Linked DNA regions of Homo sapiens: region 2 is linked to region 1. A link is an interaction called in ENCODE POLR2A ChIA-PET data of the cell type or tissue named here. Cell type or tissue: Panc1. All regions are shown on one strand. Each heading gives the region's core, and the rest is flanking DNA. Links, peaks and the distances in the headings are about the cores only.

Region 1 (11,100 bases), core at 4,150-8,149:
TTTTATTCATTTTTAGGATCAAATATATCAACTGAAAGTTTTTAAAAATGTGTGTGCATTGTGATATGTTATAGAAATTATGTTTAATAGCTTATGCCAATTTTCTGTAATTCCCTTCTTCTTCATAGAAAGCTAATTTTTCAAAACATGTAATTCCCTGAAAATTAAACATGATAAGAAGTTAAGGCAGCAATATCTCTTGATCCCAGCAGAAATTATGTATACAGGATTTGATACTGAATCAGGTACTCCGTATGCAGACCAGAACAATAGCTTGCTCTAGATAAATACTGAGGACAGCGGAAACAGGTTTTAGCTTTAGTCCTCTGCAACTGAGGAAACGTATTTCCAAAGATATTTTAAAGTACCAGTAAAAGTCCAATGAATACTTCTCCCCTGTTCATGATATTTTAATCCATAAAATATTAATATTGCTTTTGGGAAGTAAACCTAACCCTGCGCTTTTATAAAATAGGAATCACTATTAATTCCACTAAGGAGAGGAGGAAGAAGCTATGTATGCTCTTCAAAATTTGAAACCAGTTTTGACCATTTGATTAAGAGCAATCTCAGTAACTGTTGCTCCAATTGAAATTAATATATAAAGCACTTAAAATGGGGCCTGGCACAGAATATGTGTTCAATAAATTTTACCTGTTGTCGTTACTATTACTGCTGTTATTATTATAACATTGCTGTCATTATTATAACTGTAACTATTGGAAGTATTGTTACAGAAGATTACTTCAGACTTTCATGAGATTCAGGAACTTGAGGATGATCTGTTGTTCAACTTTAATTTTTTTTAACAGAAGAATTGTTTTAATATGTTCTTTAAATGTTAAGAGATTTAAATTGTAACCTTAGATAGTTTCTACAGAAAATGTTTAGAATAGATTGCAAGAGCATGACTGAAGATTTTTGTTGAATATTTCACACATTCTTCATCCCTAAATGACCTTTTGGCACATTTGTAGGAATCGTCAGTTGGAAGGTATCTCGGTGGTAGCACAGCAATTTCATGAAACCTTAGAACCACTGAACGAGTGGCTTACAACCATAGAAAAGAGGCTGGTGAATTGTGAACCCATAGGAACCCAAGCATCTAAACTTGAGGAACAAATTGCACAGCACAAAGTAAGATATAAATCACACATTAGCGAGGTTCAGTTTTTATTGTGTGGTTTTGTGACATAAATTTGAGTTATGTACTATTGTTTTGTTTAATTGCAAACTAAATCCATTTAACATGTCATGCTTTAGTTTTATTTATGTTTTCATTTTTATTTGTCCATTCTTTTTGTTTTTCTTCTTTATTTTTTTAAACTTTGCTTAGGCCTTAGAAGATGACATCATCAATCACAATAAACATTTACACCAGGCTGTTAGCATTGGCCAGTCCTTAAAGGTTTTGAGCTCCAGGGAGGATAAAGATATGGTGCAGAGTAAATTAGACTTCTCTCAAGTATGGTACATTGAGATTCAAGAGAAAAGTCACAGCAGGTCTGAGCTCCTCCAGCAGGCCTTATGTAATGCTAAGATTTTTGGGGAAGATGAAGTTGAACTGATGAACTGGCTGAATGAAGTGCATGACAAACTGAGCAAGCTCTCAGTCCAGGATTACAGCACTGAGGGGCTATGGAAGCAGCAGTCTGAACTTCGGGTATTTTGATTTATTTTATTTTATCTTATTTTTTCATTTCAATTGTCATTATTTCTTAGTCCTTATTTCTGTACAATTTTATGTTTATGATGATTTCGATGAATTGCTGTACTTAAAAAAAGACTGTTTATACAGATTACTTTTAATGAAGTCATTTTAAAGAAAAGAGTGACTCTATCCAATTAGCTGGATATTTCACTTTTCATTTTGTTATTTTATTGTTGTATACAAAGACCTGTATTAACCAGTACTTCAGTATGTCCACAAAGCCCATTTTCATAGGGCCCTAAGTATTTTCTGAAAAGGAATATGCTGTGAATTATGGTAGATGAACATGGGACATGGGCCACAGAGGTGAAAAGAAGAGGTCTAAACATGGGAACAATAAGAACATTTGAAAATGTGAGATATTTACTCAAATATGTCTCTGTGAAATCTAATTAAAGTTCTCTGAGATTAACTAATGTTAATGCTAACTTAAATGTTTTTCCCCCCACATAAAAATGGTACCTGTGTTTTCAGGTTCTGCAAGAGGACATCTTACTCAGGAAACAAAATGTAGATCAGGCTTTACTAAATGGTTTAGAACTACTTAAACAAACCACAGGTGAGATATCTTTCAAATCAAATCATCATGTGGTCAGCATTTTATATTGTTTTCAAAATATTTTAGGGATGGGAAAAAACCAAAACACTTTATAATTTTTGGTCCATTCCAAGACTTTTATTCTGGAGAATGCTTTGAAGACCAATCAAGGGGGTGGTTAGGATATGATCTCACTTTTTTCTCATGATCTCACTTGAGTTCTTGATGGAAGTTGTGTGTATTACTCATAACATAAAGCACTTTGGCACAGGAGCTCATCAGAGAAGCCCAGGACAGAGTCACATTACTTTTCCACTTGTGGAAGGCAGATGAACACGTAGGTTGTAGACAATTTCTTTTTAAGATAGATCGCATTGCAGTGACACACAGTATGGCTACGTGCATAGCTATACATGGGCTTCATTTCTTCATGTCTGAATCACCAAGAAAACTGATACATAGTTTAGTATCTAGATGAGATTTTTAGGACAACTCAGGGAAACTAGTTTTAGTGATTCCTTTGGCCATAGGAATTTCACTATACCTATATTCAGTTCAGCAATATGTGTATGTTGGGGGCAAGTACCATTCATTATGCATTGAAGAAATTAAATGTAGAATCAAGAGCCTTTAGTTAGAAGTCTGAAGCCCAGGACACAGTTTTTCTGTGTGTCAAAAAATGAGGTAGAGGCAAATAAAGATCTGTTGGAATAGTGCAGATGAGTAATGATGAATAACTAAGAGCAGAGAGGCTAAGTATCTTGCCCAAAGTAACCCAGCTTTTAAGCCATGCATGAAGTCAGTATTTGAACTCAAGCAGTTTTTAACCTCTCTTCTTTGAAAACAAAGTCTCATACAGATAGATACAAAAGTACTGCTTTCCACATAGCTAAAGACATTTAGCCTTTTCCAGTTCCTACATTTGTATTTTCAGAGTGATTTAGATTTGCTGGAAATCTTGGGAAAGATTAAAATTTAGAAAAGGGCTTCTCTTGAGTAAGATTATCTTTAGAAAAATGTCTCCTTTTGTTCTGTGGAAATTTCATCAGTGTTCCATAATATCTGAAGAAACCCTCTCCCTGCCTTTTTTTTCCTTCATAAGAAATAACGTGACTTTGAAATTTTAGGTGATGAAGTTTTAATAATTCAAGATAAATTGGAAGCCATTAAAGCAAGGTACAAAGACATTACTAAACTGAGCACTGATGTGGCCAAGACTCTGGAACAGGCGCTGCAGCTTGCAAGGCGGCTGCACTCCACACACGAAGAGCTGTGTACCTGGCTGGACAAAGTGGAGGTGGAATTACTTTCATATGAAACTCAGGTTCTGAAAGGAGAAGAAGCAAGTCAAGCACAAATGAGACCAAAGGTAAGCTCTGATTTCTGCATTTTGGATTAGTCTTTTATCTTTTAGGCAGTCTTATTCACACAAAAATAAAATTATATTTGTCTTATGTCATTACATATGCTGAAGGATGCCTTGGTGGGTGGAGACCCAATAGAAATTGGCAGCAGATCAACTGTTTAAAGTTTTAGGAGCCCAGAGATGAAAACAGTATGTTATAATTGTTGCAAGAGTCTTATATTTGGGAGTATAGTTTATTACCCAAGGGACAGAATGATGAAAACAGAAAAAAAAAAGGAAAATGATCATTGTTTCAGAGACACACATAATTTGGTTGGAATACCAATATTTCTATAAGATAACATGGGGTGGGTTTTCTAATTATATCACAAACGTAATACACTGCATGGTAATCATTCCTCTTTTCCAAGATATCAGCCTCTGTTTTTATCATCCTTGAAGTATGATCACATGTGGGTGAAAGGGAGTTGGTGAGGTCAGGCTCACTGAGCCTGTAATGATTCTACTGTCATGATATAAAGCCAGTTTGTCATCATTTTGAGGGTCACTTAATTCTGGCTTGGAATATCCTCTTCATTTTACTTTTCTGTTACCTGATTACTTAGAGGTTCCCAGAAAGCAAAGAATAATACAAGTTAACTTGCTTGTTTTTGCTTCTGAAATTTTAAATATTTATATTAAATTTCAAAGATAAAATCTTGCCGTGTCGACAAATGAATTGTTCTTTGAACTTCTCAGGAAACATTTTTCTTTTTGCAAAATAGCTTTAGATAAAAAAGGTTTATTTAACTCGACTGAAACTAAGGGAGGGGGGGAGTGGGGCAAAGCATCACATTATTCGCCTGCAAAGGACTTGAGCTCCAAGAACAGTTAAAGGAAAAGTCTGTTGAAGCTCTTAAGTGTTACTAACTTATTTGTATGTTTTCAGGAACTGAAAAAGGAAGCTAAGAACAACAAAGCCTTACTGGACTCCCTTAATGAAGTGAGCAGTGCTTTGCTGGAACTGGTACCATGGAGGGCAAGAGAAGGACTTGAGAAAATGGTAGCTGAGGACAATGAGCGCTACCGATTAGTGAGCGACACCATCACTCAGAAGGTGGAGGAGATCGATGCAGCCATTCTGCGATCACAGCAGGTAGGGAAAAATGGTTTGTTGTTTAGGCAATAAATTTTCTCCAGCTGTTCTTGGAGCTTTTACCTGAACAAAGATGACTGTTAATACTGTTTCCATTCATTTGCTGTGCTTCCAAAATGAAAGAGTGGATTTGAAAAGAAGTTGACTGGGCTTCTTCGACGTCTGAGCACCAGGGCAAGGCTAATCTGCACATTGTTCACAGCCATCTGCCTCATTGTTTCACAGATTTATCCTTACCAAGTCAGACACTGCGAAGATCAGCCCAGCTTTCCAAACAAAATGCTTTTGTCTACACATATGCATATTGCTGATATTAATTTTTATGTATTGACTAAGTCTAATCTGTATGTGAGTAAATACTGTGAATTGTTATGTAAGTCAGTATTAACTGTTCATTTACAGAAAGCTGGGGCAAAGAGAATGTTTTCTTTTTAAAAAGGAAGCAGTTTTGTTGGTAATGTGAAGTTTTTTTCTGAAGATGACAGAAGGGGGGAAAAGATGATAGGTTCCAATTTGTCTATAACTCCTGCAGAATGTATACTCCAAGAGTTTTATAGGCATTCAGCCCTTAGCCACAGCTCCCTGGGAAGACTGTGGGCAATGAGTGGGGTCCTGGAGATAGAAGTTCGTAATATAATACATGTGTTGATTAACTTTAGTTGAAATTTCTGTGAATATTTATATTAAGTCATCACAGTTACTACAAAGTTTATGTGTGGGGGTAGTATGATATTGCACTGTACTTTAGAGCAGAGCTTGTGATGGTGTGTGACTAAGCTTTTACTAGTATGAGCCAAAAGCAAGAGGCATAAATCAAGCTGATTCTGTGGGAGCATCCAGAATTAATTTTCTAATGTTGCCATAGAAATGGAATTTATAGTTAGTTCTAAAGCATAATGTTCTGCTCCTCATTTTAGTGCTGTGCTCTGGGATCACAACAGCTGATGAAATGCAGTGATAGCAAAAGCCCTGGCTAAGAAATTTTTGTGAAGGAGGGCATTCATGCTTGAGGAATGTATTTGTGTGACTCTGTTTAAACAGAGGAGTTTGTATGCCTCATTTTTATAGGAAAATGAGGGTGTTTATTTGTGAAGTTTATTTAACTATTGAAAAATATATTTTTTTCACTGAAATGTATTTGAACGTTTCCCAACTGGCACTGAAGGCTTCTCTAAACAGCAAGAAAATTATTCTGTACTCTTGGGAGTAAGAATTTCTTGAGAAGTTGACTGTGGTTGGCTGGTTCAGTAAAGTGAGGAAGTAATAAGGGCACAGTCACAGATTGAGTTTTCGTTGGTTAGTAATCTCTGATATATGCCAAGGTCATTAACTGTGGCCAGGTTCTTCAAGGTTTTGCGTATGTTTTCCAAAGGCATGGGGGAAAGTAAGTCAGTGTAAGTCTTCCGGAATCCTTTAGGAAAATAATGATTTTTTTTTTCTGATAGAATTAGTCCTTATTTAAAATTTCAAGATTTTCTCAAAGAATATAGAAAAATTCATGAAAGAAAGCATATGTAAGCAATTTGGTCTGTATCCTTCCAGTCTTCGTCTTGAAAGAGGAGGAGAATTTATATAGTAAAATCCTTTTGAAAGTGAAAGACAATGTATATAGTAAAAGTCTTACTACCAACAGATTACACATCTTAATGCCACTGATATCTTCTGGTTGTTCATGTGTGTATTTTTATCTTCATTTCTTTGAAATACCTGCAAGTCTGTCCAATGAAAATACCTCCAATAAGGCTACATAGACACACAGATGTTTAGAGCTGGGAGGAACATGCCCAGCATGCATGGGATAAAGTGACTTGCATGTGGTCTCACAAGCAGTAAGTGGCAGAGTAGCAACTAAAATTTAATCCCTATCTCATTCTCCCTCACTGCTGTGCCTCCTCATAAATTATATATAGAGAAAAACCCTTGAGGGTGGTAAACCATTTTTTTTCTAAAATTCTTCAATAATCCGAAGGTTCCATTATTACAACAAAGTGGAGGTATCTAATGAAAATATTTCCAGCTGTAAAGACTGTGGAGGATGAGGATACAACACTAAAAGGATCATAAAACATTACCGTGTAGGGAAACGTAAGAATAGAGTAGTAGGTACCTGTCTTCCTGGTGTGGCAGAGATTTTGCACTTAAAAGATAAGTTTCCAAACTCATAATTTTCAAGTTTATAAAGAAGCTAATATATCCCTGAAATATTTTATAAGGTTGCCTACTTATAGATGTTTGGAATTAGGACCAGAGTACAGTTTGATAAAAATGTTTGTTTTCTGTTTTACCCAATAACTACATCCATGAAATATAAAAAGGAGTGATTAAAAAAAGCATATCTTTAGACCTGGACATTAGCCACGTATTTTGGACTATCTGTTTTGCATTGTTTAAACAAATTACCATTCTGAGTCTCTTCTCTGTATGAAATAGGGACACGATATGACCTGAGCTCATCTTTTTAGACACACCTTTAGTCATATGCAATTTGTTTTATTAACAGTGACTCTTTCCCCAGACCCCTGCCCCCAGCCTACCAACAGCCACACATGATGGGGTAAGGACATGTGTCTTGAATAATACTTAACAATTTTAAAATTTATAGATTTAATGATTTGTCCCAGTTAAATCAGGGAGAGTTAAATTAGATTTTCAATGACTAGGTGTTCTGTTTTCTGAGCAGAAATATCTCTTAAGATACTTCATATTTTTTCCCAGTTTTAAGGTTGCATATATACAGATATACCTCTTTTATAATGTCAACCTGCTTTTTGAAATTTAACAAAAGCATAAGCACTTTGTGAACTGTCAAGCCACAATCGCAGAATGTATTGACTTCTAATCATCAGCATGGAAGATGTCAAGAAAAACATGGAAAAGACTTAAAAGTTTGAAGGGAGAACAGAAGGGAACATACAGATACCTTCTCATTAGCACATACTTTGTAACCACTTTGTATAAATTTAGGTTTTTAAAAAGTTTTGATTTGACAGGGTTAGATTTTCTTGTTAATCCTATATCACAATAACAGTTTTGAAAAGATACGCTATTGAACTTTCATAACATAGGTGTGAAGGCCGTATTTGTTATTATTTGAGAAATAATTGAAAAACCTCAGTAATGGGTGAATGAGTAAGAACTTGTACATTCACTGATACCACCCACCAGTCCCCCAAATCTGACTCTAGATTTGCGGGCATTGATATTCTAAAAAGGGTATTATTTTTTAAAGTAGTTGGGCCCATTCATTACTTTTAGGAAGAATCTGAATGGGACAAGGCAGCTTAGTAAATAATGATGTTGAGCTGAACTGCCTCCCTTTTACAATACATGCCATTATCTGAGTTATAAACTGTACATATTTTTGCATTTTAAACCTACGCAGAGTAGCATATCTTTGTTGCTTTCTTTCTACAAGCTTTGTGGAAATGGAGAAAGGCACTTTTACTTGAAAAATGTACAGACTTGGGTTCTGAATTCAGACTACCTTGATTCTTTAAGCCTCAGAGCAATTCATCATCCTTTGCTTCTTATAATGTACAACTGTCAGTAGTTGCTAAAATATGTATATCTTACTGGGTCTGGGAATCCCAAGCTTTCTTCAGCAGTTCTAATTGCTTGGCTTATGTAAGTGGGCCCCATAATAACCCTGTTAGAAAGGCCCTTGGATTGGTGGTTTGGGTGCAGTTAATGCAAACAACTCATTGGGTCATTAGGAATCAGCCTGGAGAAAAATATCACCTGTTTATTTCTTTTAAAGGACCAGAAGGAAACATCTCCTACGGAAATGAGATTTGTTCAGACCCTCCAGGTGTTGTGGATGGGAAAATATGTCTTGTGTTATAAATAAAGACAAGCAAAGTGGAAGGAAATGCTAATCAAAAGAAAGTGATAAGATCCCCAGTAAGGGGAAGGGAGTGAAAAGGATGTCCTTGAGGTTAAGGTTTGCTTATCACTTTGCCTTAAACCTCTATTAAAACCTATTGTGTATTGACTGTTGTGATATTTGGCAGTCTAGAAGTCAGACCACCTTCGTTAGAATCTCAGGCTCAGCATTTACTACCTGAGTAGTCTTTGGTAAGTTAGTTAACTTCCCTTTACCTCATTTTTCTAAGCTGGAAATGGAGTTAATGGTAATACATGATACAGCTGTCAGGATTAAAGGAGGTATTGCATGTTAAGCACTTAGAACAATGTGCTCAGTAGGATGCTGGCTGTTACTGTTTTAGAGAGTGTTTTTCAGGCATATTTAGATGTAGCTACTTAAAATGTCTTGCACTAACTTTTAGAAAATTCCTGAAAGGCTAATTCAACTATAAACAGAAGTTACAGTAGCTAGAGTTGGTGGTTCGGCTCCTCTGATGCTATTAAAGTATTTCCCCAAATACAATTATGGATGCCAAGATTATCAACATTTTATGTTAAGTCAAATTTTACTTACTTGTATGAGTAGTAAACAAATTTACTAAAATTTGACCTAGTGTATTTCTCTCCATGTTGCTTACATATAAAGTGAGCCATGTTTATGGTCCATTAGAAATATGTTTATGGACCATGTTTATGTTCCATTAGAAATGTTAACCAGTCATTTGAGTGAGTCATAGACCTAAAATGCCTCGCCTTACTATAAATTACTTAATGTAGATCCTGTAGCTACTCCCTTTGTTGCTTAACAATATTTGATAATTTAATTTTAAAAGTTTCTCAGATGACAGGCGGGAAATATCTGTTTGAAGTCTTTTTTTTTTTTTTTTTTTTTTTTCCTTAGCAGAGCAAATGTTTGACTTGATCAAAGAAACATTGTTTGGATTTCAGCTTTCCTTTTTTGGCAACTTAGATGGTATCACCATACTGTTTATTGCTGGAAAGTTTTTTTTTTTTTTTAAATAGGGAAGACATAGTGTTAAACTAATATTAATATTTCACAGCCTGACTGTCTTTATGAGGACACTCATTTAAATACTGTCAGGCTGAACACAAACAAGAGGGTTGGGGTATTACTTTATTTTTTTTTTCAGGAACCAGTGGAAGAAAAAAATTTATAACTGTTAAATTTTATTCAGATATCTTGCAGTATTTACACTCAGGTAGAAAGGCCTGAACTGTTTTTCTCAGTCTTATATTCTTTAAATGAATCACATAATCAATTTTTACCTGTAGCTTTACATGCCTTGAAAAGTAAGAATCCACAGAAGACTAACTTTCACTTCTTTTTCATGGGGATTCTTTCTCCACACCTGAAGCTGCTGAATTAGTTGATGAAATGTTTTTCTTTTGTTTTCATATTGATCAATAATTGCTCATGAATAACTTCATTTGAAATTAAATAATATCACAGAAATTATTGAACCAGCTTAAGATAGATTATTTTAAGTGGTTTCTTGGTTTCCTTATAATTACAGAAAGTCTACCTATAAACTTGACGATATTAAATTTTCAATATCAAAAAATAAATTATACCCCACGTTTATGAAGTTATAGCAAAACACTGCTTGTGGGAGTGTACATTAGCACATTCTACCTGAAGGGCAATTGGGCAGTATTATATCGAAGAGAGAAAACACAAATAGGAACTGATAGGTGAGACGTTACCCACAGAGTTGGTTTTCTTTCTTTTAAAATTTTTTTTATTTAATATATTTTCTTTTAATTTTTAATTTTTATGGACACATAGTAGATGTGTATATTTATGAGGTACATAAGTTATTTTGATACACGTATACAATGTCTTATTAAAATTAAACTTGTTTTAAGATAATTCTAAGTTCACCTGCAGCTGTAGAAACAATACAGAGAGATCCCATTGTATCCTCTACTCAGTTTTCCCCAGTGGTAACATCTTTATAGTAAAATATCACAAGCAGCATATTGACATTGATACAGTCAAGATACAGAATATTCCCCTCACCACAAGAATTCTTCATGCTGCTCTGTGAGCCATACCCATTCCATCCCACCCTACCCTCCGTAACTTTTGTCAACCACAAAGCTATTCTCCATTTCTATAATGTTATTTCAAGAATGTTCAAGTATTTTTTCAGTCACAATCTCTTTCTCTTCTCCTTCTGGGACTCTGATAACATGAATATTAGGACTTTTGTTGTAGTTCCACAGGTACCTGCAGTTCTGATTATTTTTTAAGTTATTTTCTATTATTCAGTTTGGGTAATTTCCATTTCTATTTCTAAGTGGTAATTTCTTTTCCTTCACTGATTCTTTCTTCTGTCCCCTTCATTGAGCTCATCCACTGAGATTTTTATTTCAGTTACATTTTTCAGTTCTACATTTTCATTTGGTTCTTCTTTATACTGTATATTCTTTTTCTTTGCTGAGATGTTCTGTGTTGTTGATGA
Region 2 (11,100 bases), core at 2,969-6,968, 160 kb after region 1:
CCTTTGCCCATATTTCTATGATGGAGACATTGAATTAATTCTAATTGATTTAAAAGATCTCTCTCTGTTGAACACATTAACTCCTTTTATCATATCTTATAAAAAAAGTTTTCACAATTGTTTCCTTTCTTATCTTGTTCAGGATTCTTTTAAGATGGGAAGATTTACATTCTTTTGCAGTCACATACATCAGTTTTTTTTCTTTATTTTTTTTCTACCTTTATGTCCAGAAAAGCCTCTGGGTCTCAACATCAGACACTTTTTTTATCAATATTTTGATTCTTTCATGGACACAATTTTACATAACACCCTCTCACATCTTAGATTTCTTTTGCTGTGTGATATGTAGGATGGTTTTTGATGGGTCCTGCGTTTATCTAGTATTCATTTTGTTTTGAATTGACTTATGGCTATTCTTACCCTGTTATCAGACTGCTTGAACTATTATAACTTTATAGTATGCCTTCATTATCTTCTAGGGTAAGTCCTTCCACTTTTTACTAGTATTTCCATCTTTAAAAAGCCACCAATGATTAAAATAACACTTTTACTTAAGTGTTTTGAATTGAATTTTGTCTTTTGGCTATAGTTAGGAAAGATGACCAAAACAATTGGTTCTCGATATTCAGCTAATAGTAGATACTCTGGATTCATACTTAGTATTTATTTGCATTGATTTCTAAGCAATCTGTACTCCACCTAGCTTGTTTCCAAAGATGGCAGAAAATACCATGCTGCCCATTCTACAGATAGAGTCTCAGCAGTGAGCATATTACATTTTTAATGGAGAAATTATGTGGACATTTTTCTACTGAAATAGTCACAGTTAAATAAAATGAATGGTATACCAGCATCCAGCATATATTTGAAGACTGCTGTAGAAGATTAAAAATTAGAGACCATTGAAAATTTCTCTTCCTCAGCACCACTGAGAATAGGAACAGGAAATGTCCCAAGCGACACTTGCTCACAGAGAATTAATGATAGGAAGTGACCTTGAAGCTTCGTTCCCAAGAAATATAAACAAACTTTCCCTGGCAGCCAATGGCAGATAACTCTGAAACAAAAGGAATGTAAGTGAATTTTAAGGGGGGTGAGGAGAAGAGGTTGTGGAGTAAGAACCTGGTTCCAACCATGACCAACTGGAATTTTAATCAAATAACAAAGTGGTCACTGCCCTGGATAGCCACTGTTGTGCTCTTAACCGAGATTTTCTTCTAACTGTAGACAAATCAAGCCATTTCACATTGAATTTTTTCCTCTGCAATGCATGAAGCTGTGTAATCATCCACCTAAAATTATCTTATGAAAGAAGTGTCATTTCAATTCTTTTTGATTTGTCCACATCTCTGAAGAACACACTTTTGATGTGTATAGGTGCAGAGATTTAAAATTTTATATTTGTCTAGTATATAAAAATTATAGCTCAACAAATGAGAGAATAATTTAAAATGGTTAGGTTGTCCTAGAATAACTTATTTTAATGTTTAGAATTATTTATGAAATAAAAAATTACAAATATTCTGCAAATACCCCCCTGCTTAGTTGAGTCAAAGGACAGCTTGTTGAATAATTTCTGGTTAGAGTGCTGAGATTAGCACAAATTAGAAAAGGTTAAAATTTTTTTTCACAGTAGTTTAATTGAAATGATTGTGCGCAAATGCTTTTGGGTGTTTATGATATACCTTTAAGAATTGTTTCTTCCAGGTGCAGTGGCTCATTCCTGTTACTCCAGCACTTTGGGAGGCCAAGGTGGGCAGATCACTTTAGTCCAGGAATTCAAGACCAACCTGGGCAACATAAGGAAACTCCATCTCTACAAAAAATTAAAAAATAGCTGGGCACAGAGGCGTATGCCTGTAGTCCCAGCTACCCGTGAGGCTGAGGCGGGAGGATCTCTTGTGCTCAGGAGTTCGAGGCTGCAGTGAGCTGTGATTCCTCCACTGCACTCCAGCCTGGGTGACAAAGAAATACAAAAAAACAAAAAATTGTCTCAGTTCCAAGTAATAGAAAACTAGATGAATTAGCTTAAACAATGAGGATATTTACTAACTTACATAACAAGGAATTCAGAGGTTAATGTTCCAGAGAAGATGAATTCATTGGCTTGGTCATTTAGGTTCCTACTTTCTGCTGCTCTGCCATTCTCAGGGTCTGAGAGGGATTGGTTATCTCCCCTTATTGTCTCAAAGCGTCCTTTGTAGACACAAAATTATACTGTAGAAGAGTGGGAGTGTTTTCTCTTGTTTCTCTTGAGAGGGAGGAAATTTTTTCTAGTAGTCTTCAGAAGACTGTCCTTCACAGGTCATTGGCCAGATCTAAACCAATTGCCCACTCCCAGACTAATCACTGGCAAAGGAAATAAACTGACTGTAGTTGGTTCAGACCAATCAGTTTAGACTTGGATCACATAGGGAAGGCGTGAACATGCAAGCAAAGAGTATTGAGATTCTACCAGCCAGGAGGAAGGGAGAGGCTATTGTGTAAACAACAATCAGCATTTGAAAGTGATTTCCCATATATTATATATGAACAGTAATCAGTGAATAATGGCATTTTAAATCAATTCTAAATATTTTAAAGTTGATTTTAACTAAAATGGAAAAGCTACTAAATTAACATGTTTCTGATGAGCCATTAAAACTTGTATTTATTTGTAAGATCACAGAGACCTTACATAGTCTTAAAATATTTACCATTCTAGTAAAGGTCTAACTCTGAAAAGATTATATTTTTTGTTAAGTAAATTGAGGTAAGGTTTAGACGGATGTGTTTTTAATAGTACAAAGGACACCCTAAAATCTTAGAAGTACAGTTATACTTACATGGTTGAACAGTTCTGCTAAGCACGCAAACTGGCCCAATGGGAATGAAACCATCTTACAAACTATTGCTGCAATAGTTGCTAAAAGTGTTGTGCTGTTTTTCTTGCTGTGAAACAGTTTTCCACTCGTGGAAGTGTGGAAACACTCATCTGGAAGAAACTTGAATTTATCCTTTTGAGAGGTGTTGGCCTGCAGTTCAGACCAAATCCCATCAACCTAATTGCTCCTGCCACAGGGCCTCAAGAGTAGAGAATGCTCCCTTTGTAACCTGACAGAGGGGGCAGAGCTCCACAAGATCTATTGCTTGCAAGAGAAGAGAGAAATATGACTTTACATGACATCTTCCTCCCAGCTAGTTGCTTTTTTGGCACTACTTAGTTGTACATTGGGATTTTTTCTGCATTCTAAAAAACATATTTATTTTCAAATGGGAGTAGCCCATTCTTACTCCTGATTCTCAGCTTCTGAGAATTGACATGATCCCAACCAGACACTCGTCAGATTTTCCTGCTGCGGTACTTGGCTGTCAAAGCTAAAAGTCAGTCCTAGTATAAGACCAGTGATCTCTGACTTGCAGAGAGGGTTGTTATGGGAGGAGGGAGAGCACTGCTCAGGCTCAGACTTGGCGAGGCTGTGTTGTAATCAGGGTTTTGTATGTTGAGCGAGACTGTCTCACCTTTTAGTTCTTTTTTGCACGTTCCCTCCTGCTGTGGCTTCAGTGTCTACATCCTTTTTATCTCTTTCCCTCTATCAAATCTAATTGCAGAAAAGGAATCCAGTAAACTCCATAACATACAAGGGTAAATGCTATAAGGTGAGAGACACATTTGCATTAACCTTTTCCTTGAATTTTCAAGTAAGACAAATCTCTAAGTCAAAGATTGCATTTCTAATTGTGACATTTGGGTTTTCCAAAAAAGCCAGGAAGAAAGGTTGTCTTTTTATTCTTTTTTAGGGATTAGAATTCTTCTTGCAGTCCTAAAAAAATCCTTCCATATACTGAGGTGGCATCTTAATCTATAAGGGGCTATAGTGAAAGGAAAACAGGCTTGGAAAGAAGTGGTTGTTATACATGGTGTAAAGATTCAGAGTTAAACCCATCAGGTCAATGAAACTGCTCGATGTCATACCCACTCACCACCCTCCCAGTCTGTGAGGCATTGACATATAAGAATGGTGGGAGCATTTTATTACCACATTGGAACCCACAGTTTTATAACTTTGGGAGGCCTGGTAACTTTAGTGCATTAGACTATTGGGAATAGAATTGAGACAGGAATATTTTAGAAAATTATAAACACTGAATTTATGTCCTACCTATAGCTAAAGGGGAGGGGAGGCAGCTTACATTAAGACATCCTAAGCAATAAAATAGCAAAACCACGAAAAAAAAGATTCAAGAACCAAGAAGTTAAATGGTAAGGGTAGGATTATACCAGAAAATTATTTATATTAAACTATTCTTTGCAGCATATAAGTTAGTGCTGAACTTAGAATCAAGAAGAAGTTGAAAGGTACACAGGTCTGCTTTTCTTCCTTGTCTAGCCATTAGGGGAGTAGAAGAATTCTAGTCCTCAGTTTAGGAAATAATCCATTATGCAAGCTTTTATGTGGGGGAATATTCGACAATACAGAGGATAAGATGATTTATTCCTGTGAGTCATTTTGGTCAAGTGTAGATAGCTATTTAAGATTAATAGAGATTTGAAAATGTGGGGGAGAGGTTTGTGGTGAGCTGTAATTGTTTTTATTCCTGATAAATTTGATTCCTGGTGGTTTAGGATTCCTGAGATTAAAGGGGTTGCCTTAATCCATGTTAGGAACCCCAAGAAGTATGTTTCCTGGACATGTTATGTATGAAGCAAAGTTCTGGGGCAATAACATGAGCATCCCAGAGTCGTCTCTTGGGGAAAGGATTTTACACATGCTCACAGAGTTCATAGAGTATTCAACTCACCAGTGACTCAGAAACAAAAATGGAACCAAAATACTTTCTTGAAACTCATATAATCCTTCTTGTATAAGCCTTAAATGGTGCCCAATAATAGCTGTGGTAAAAGAGACTGTGTCCTCTGTGTGAGAAAATAGACTGCTTAAATTTCTGAATCTTTTTTTTTTTTTTTTCCTGGGCTCTTTACAGAGAGAGATAACATCTAGCAAATTGGGTAGAAAAAAATCATAGCTGCTCTTTGTAGTCTTTACTGAGGGAGAAGTAAATTGTTGCCCTAAAGCCAGGCAAGATAAAATGAAGGGCACCAAGCTCAGCTGTCTGAGAACCAGGCAAGGCTTGTGATGGGAAAAGCAGCATAGCACAAAGCCCCTTTCACCAGCTGCCTGTGCCATTCAGATGGTTTGCTATGGATGGAGATAAGTTGGATTTATGGGAGAGGGTCTCCCCAAAGGGTCTAGCACACAATCCTCTCTTCTAGACAAATGGGAAACCTTATTCATCTGTTAACAGCATCCAGGAGAAAATGGCCCTTGAAGATAATATCTGTGAAAAAGCATTGTGTGCTAGTCAAAGAAACTGTTTGTTTCCATGGAGGTAGAGGAATCATTGAGGGTTTTAATTTTTGCCTGCCTCTTTTCTGAAAGGTCGCCGCCTAGGTTTTCTCATTTACAGCACCTGACACTGCTACTTCTGCCAGGATCCATTAGTACTGTCTCGATGGTTCCCTCTGCCAATTACAAAGAATTTAACATTAATGAGGGGCTGGGGCACTAAAGAGCTCATCAGCAGCAACTCAAGGGACAACTGGGAGAGGCACACACTCCGTCAAAGATGTAGATATTTGTTTTTTCTATTCTAATGAAATCACACAACACTCATTGTGCTCATAATGCACTTATCTTGGCAGCTTTCCAACCTATTGAACGCTTGCTGATTATGTCAGCCATCAAATTTGCTGTCCAGTGCAAACTCTGAGTTTGTCCAGGTCTGTCTGTCCCAGTAATTACCTGCCCATTGATCTAATTTTTGTTCTGACTTGTCACCTATTAGCAATATAGGCATTCTTGCTTTTAAATCAGAGGTTCTCAGATTTCTGAAGTAGTTCTCTTCCAAGGAAGGCACAGTCCCCTTGGGGGTTGTTTGGGAATGTGTCGGGGGGTATTTTGGGTTGTCCAGTCAGATTTTATCAGGCAGAGAGCAGTGATGCTAAGCTTCCTGAAACACACAGGACAGACCTGTTCAGTATAAGATCTCCTCACCCCAAATGTCCAAGGTGAGTTTAAATGGACAAATATTACCCAATACCTCCCTCTCAGTCCTGATGGCCCCTCCTAGGAACTTCACTTATCTCTGGATGAAGCAAATCTTCTGAAACACACAATCACCTGGTAATGCCACAGGGTGACTGACCTCAAAATGGCTCCCACAGTGATCTGTGGCACAACAGGACCACCTAAATGAGTCCAAAGACCTGGATTCAAGTCTCATTCTATCATTTCCTAGTGGTGTGGCCTCTGCTGAGTGACTTAACCTCTGTAAGCCTCAGTTTTCAGATCAGAAAAATGAAGATATGAAAACATACCTCACAGGGCTGTGCAGATTAAAATAGACGATAAGTGTGCAATCACTGCAAATAAAAAGCTCCATACACATGATACTTATTACGTGTATATGACCTGCTGCTTCTGCTGTCTGAGACACTTAGGAGAACGAGGCCTAAGCCTGGTTCCCAGAAGGCTAGGAAGTGAGCTTTGCTCTCCAAAATCATGCATTCGTTTATGAGTTTAGAGAGGACAATTTGTCTCTCCATTTCTTGGGCACATATGTAGGACACTCATTTTGAAGGCTGTGCATAACAGATGTCAAACATTCATGTTTCTAGGAAGAATGCCCCAAAGAAGTTACTGATTGTCTCTTCTGGCTTTTGGTAGTGCCTGGCCCTGATGGAGATTCAGGGCAGAGATGTTGCAAAGAAGGTGGGAGAAAGGCATCATTGTGATAAGCCCTGGAAATATAAGGGGCAATGTGGGCGTGGGGGGTAGGGTTTGCTGCCAAGTGGAAGAATTAATAAAGTTTTCAAATACGCACCGGCCCGGGACCTGGGATCAAACACACAAACAGCTAGGGACTTGCACAGCAACAAGAGAAGGCTGCTGAGGTTCTTAACAGAGGGGCCTAGGTGGTAGAGGTGGTGGGAGTGGGGAGGGCTGATCCAGGCAGACTGTGTATAAATGCTGGCAGGAATTCAGGAATGAGAGGGGTTGTGCCCGTGTGGAAAGTAGAGAGAGGTGTCTTCATGGTAAGTGGACTGGGGGAGGAGCATATCTTTGAAGGAAAGGCCGAGAAGGAGATGTCAGAGGGAGAGCCAAAATCAGCGTTTCTTAAACATGGGGCCACTGCTACTTTGAGTAAATTTAGTAAAATGTATTTGAACAAATTTAGTAAAAGTCTCAATATTTTAAACCATTGAGTCCTTTACCTACTGGTCTATTTATAAATCAGGGATCCCAAATTATTGGCTTGATCAAATTGGCAAAATTACTTATTTTATTTAAAATTAAAAAATAATACATACTTATTGTAGAAAATTTAGAAAATAGAGCTAAGCAAAAATAAGAAAACTTAAGGCACTCATAGTCCCACCACACAGAGATAACCATGGTTAACATTTTAGTGAGTTTTCTTCAGACACGATTATACATTTAAAATATAATAAATGAGATCATACTTTATATAATTTTTTTCACTTGCTATACTGCTAGTATCTCTCTAGCTTGGCTGAACTTGCTACTTGTCAATGGTTTGTCATCTGGCAATTTCAGGGTGCCCCTGTGGTAGTAGGAGATGGTGGACGGGTCGGGGGTGGATTGGGCAAGGGTTTCCAGGGGCAAGCGCTCATTGTGTTCAGTTAACCTGGAGACCTGATTCATATCCTCTTAGTGACCAGGAAGGTGACTGTTCCTGATGGAAGGCCAAACAGCCAGAGAGCCAAAGGAAAAGGTTACGTCTGTTTGAAAACAATGCTTGATATCCTTGTGGATGAACCATGGACACTTTGAGCTGTGCTTCCTTACACAGGCTTCAGTAGAAATGCTACTTAAAGAGATATTGGTTGCCTTTGTGTTGTTTATGTTGTAGAAAAGAACACACACACACACACCACACACACACACGCACACGCACATACGCAGCCATCACTCATAACCCCACAGAGATAACTGCTTTGACTTTTTGATTTTTTTTTATGCTTGGATCTTTCGTTCCTAATTTAAAATAATTCTGCCAACCAGAGTTTCCTATTATTACCATTTTGGTGCCATTATTTTTAAAACCAAAATTGTAGTTATTCTGATTTGGAGCTTCTTTATCTTCCTGTAGTAACCAAGTGTTTTCCTTAAGCCACTGGATAATCTTCTACATCATTTCAAACAGGTACCTGATAGTCCACTGAATGGATTATAAGGATGAAAAATAATCCTTTGTCACTGAGCATTTAGGTTATTTCCAACTTTAGGCTTGTTTTCCAATAATGTTTATAATATTAAAAATAAAATTAAGCAAATAGTTGTGCAACCTGCAAACAAAATCATGATCACTGAATACCCTGGTTATTCTTTTATGAGACGGAGCATGACATGGAAGAAACTCAGGAGACGGACATCCCACTGGCTCTGCTTTTGAGGATGTAGTTTAGTCTCATCCTCGTTTTACAGTGTAGAGAACTGAGAGTCAACAAACTTGAGTTACCTCTCCCAACCACAGAACAAGCAAATCATAAAACCCGAAAGTCTCTGACTTGCTGTCTTATGCCCTTTATTTGGTTAATATTGATTGATTGATTGATTGAGACGGAGTCTTGCTCTGTCACTAAGGCTGGAGTGCAGTGGCGCAATCTTGGCTCACTGCAACCTCCACCTCCCAGGTTTGAGCGATTCTCAGCCTCCTAAGTAGCTGGGATTACAGGCACGCGTCACCACAACCTGGCTTATTTTCGTATTTTTAGTAGAGACGGAGTTTCCCCATGATGGCCAGACTGGTCTTGAACTCCTGACTTCAGGTGATCTGCCCACCTTGGCCTCCCAAAGTGCTGTGATTACAGGCATGAGCCACTGCGCCCAGCCTATTTGGTTAATATTTAAATCCAATATTCTTAGATCTAAAAATACAAATAAGAAAAAAGGTGAGGGTTGTTGCTGATAATAATTCCAGCATCCTTTCTACCTGAGACTTATAGAATCATATTTCTGTTATTTAGATACATTTCCACTTATTTTAGGGATGGTGCCCTGGAAAGATACCGTATGTATTTGGTGTTGTCAACCTACACGATTTTGGTTTTAAATCTTTTCAATGCCTTTTTAAATTCATGCTGGCAACTTTTTGCAAAAACGTTTTTACCTGTTGCTATTGCATTATTCCATCCCCTTCCATTTTGGTTTCTATTTCTGTTAACTCTTGCCACCACATCATCACTCTGAGTCCTCAGGTTCACAGTGTTTATTATGGCTTAGACTCTTCTCATATTTAATAAAAGGGCCTGTTCATGTCTTTCATCGGGTTTGCAATAATCTCAGTATCATGCACATCCCTGAGTCTAGCATCTGTTCTCCCTGACTTTGCAATTTTGAATTCTGCTATTGTAACCTTCAAAGTGGTCCACATCACATCAGTGTGAAGTCGAACAGATGCCATGGCACAATGCAACTGGCTTTACTCTCTTTATGTGCTCAACCTATTCGGTGGTAGATGTGACACGACCCTCCCTCCACTCCCCTGTCACTTTTAGTAGTCTAAGCCTTCTGCTTTCTCATCACCATTGTATCTTCAAGGACTTCCAATTCCAGGAGAATGATTTAAAATCCTGTGAAAAAGAATCAGTGCTTCAAAACCTCTCTCTGTCATTCTTTTTAGGTCAATAGAAATGTTCATTTATGTGATTATTTGCAGTGCAAATACGATTATTCAGTGATGTTTTGAGCACATCATATCTTGCTAGTTTATTATTCCACAGTTTGCAATGACTCTTTGCAGAAGGAAGATCACAAATTAGATTAAGGAATATGTTTCATTTCCTTCGATCTAGGACACGGATAGGACTTCAGAGACTCCAGCAATTCTCCTTTGTCTTGCTTTTCAGACTCACATAATAGAACATCAATCTTGCAAAGGATCTCTCTGCCAAAACCACTGAGTTTAATTTAATGCACTACTTGGTCAAGACTGGAAGTCTTTATCTTCCATCCTCCATTAATATATCAATCTTAAGCATGACTGAAAAATGGGTACATTACTCGTAAAGATAAATTTGTGCATGTGCTCAGAAATGTCTCCTTTAGAATAATCAATAACAGATGTCCGATTGCCTCATATTTTCAGGTTTGAAATGTGACTTTATTAATGTAATAACGAATTACAGGACATAAACAGAAAAAAACCCAAACCAACCAACCCCCACCTACTTCCATGATCTGATTCAGGGAACTGAGTTGAAGAAAGGTATTGTGAGGTGCTTTGGTGCCCTCTGGTGGGTAATCATCTGAACAACACAGACGGTGTTTTAGTCATAGTTCATTTTGAAGGGGCCTTGGAAATCTGTTCCAATCCCCAAACTATAGGAGACAAAACAGAGCCCACGGGGCCCAGTGACTGGTGCAGAGTTCCAGGAAATCGTAATCCCGTGTCAGTCTAACTTGAAGCATTCTTGTTAAGGTTACTGGATAAGTATATAATTATCATATATTTGAAATTGTTTTCAGAAAATATTATCAGAAAAATTCTTCCACAGAGTAATTTTGGTGTGGAATGATCTGATGTATTTTATGATAACTTTTAGACAATGAAATTATATTTTAGAAGTGAATTATAGTCAGTTTAAATACTTACTAAATTCTATGAAAGTTTTGAGAAAAATTATTCAATATATTATAGATAGAAAATGTGACATTGATAAAATAGAAAAATTGCCAAGCTTTAACCAAACATCTGTTGAATGGAATTTTTTTTTTAACCATTGGGAAGGGAAAATACACCACATTATACTGTTGGATAAGACAAAACTTCTACACATATTCCTATAGCTCTATTTATCCATTTGACCATAACGTGCATTTTCATGCAATTTAAAATATTAATAAATGTGACTTTTCCAGAATATTTGGAGATTTTAGGCTTTTTTCTTTCTTCTTTAATTTATATTCTTTGAGTATCTCTCCTGACTTGGGGACATGTTTGGTAGAATTCCATATTTTAATGCTAAACTTTTCTTCTGATACAATTTAAATTCCAGCAAGATTTAATCAAAACTGCTAGAAGCTTAAAAACATA

The links. Peaks named below come from ENCODE experiments on the same cell type or tissue, not always from the same donor. Only the 100,000 strongest peaks of a DNase experiment are listed, where the experiment ranks them.
Region 2: POLR2A ChIA-PET joins it to region 1 with 5 read pairs; 2 of 35 experiments call an interaction of 5 or more read pairs at or near these places.

Annotation. Positions count from the first base shown.
Region 1 is chr6:56,520,011-56,531,110 of GRCh38, reverse strand. DST (dystonin) reads left to right here. Exons shown (of 104, transcript NM_001374736.1): 65 at 978-1,137; 66 at 1,337-1,663; 67 at 2,186-2,270; 68 at 3,377-3,618; 69 at 4,544-4,750. Among named protein-coding and RNA genes, the nearest start is that of COL21A1, 280 kb to the right of the region's middle. In Panc1, for the core only: no CTCF peak of the experiment used is centred there; DNase peaks (open chromatin) are centred at 5,780 and 6,030; H3K27ac peaks cover 2,837 bases.
Region 2 is chr6:56,358,615-56,369,714 of GRCh38, reverse strand. It overlaps a transcript of COL21A1 not described here. Among named protein-coding and RNA genes, the nearest start is that of COL21A1, 120 kb to the right of the region's middle. In Panc1, for the core only: no CTCF peak of the experiment used is centred there; no DNase peak of the experiment used is centred there.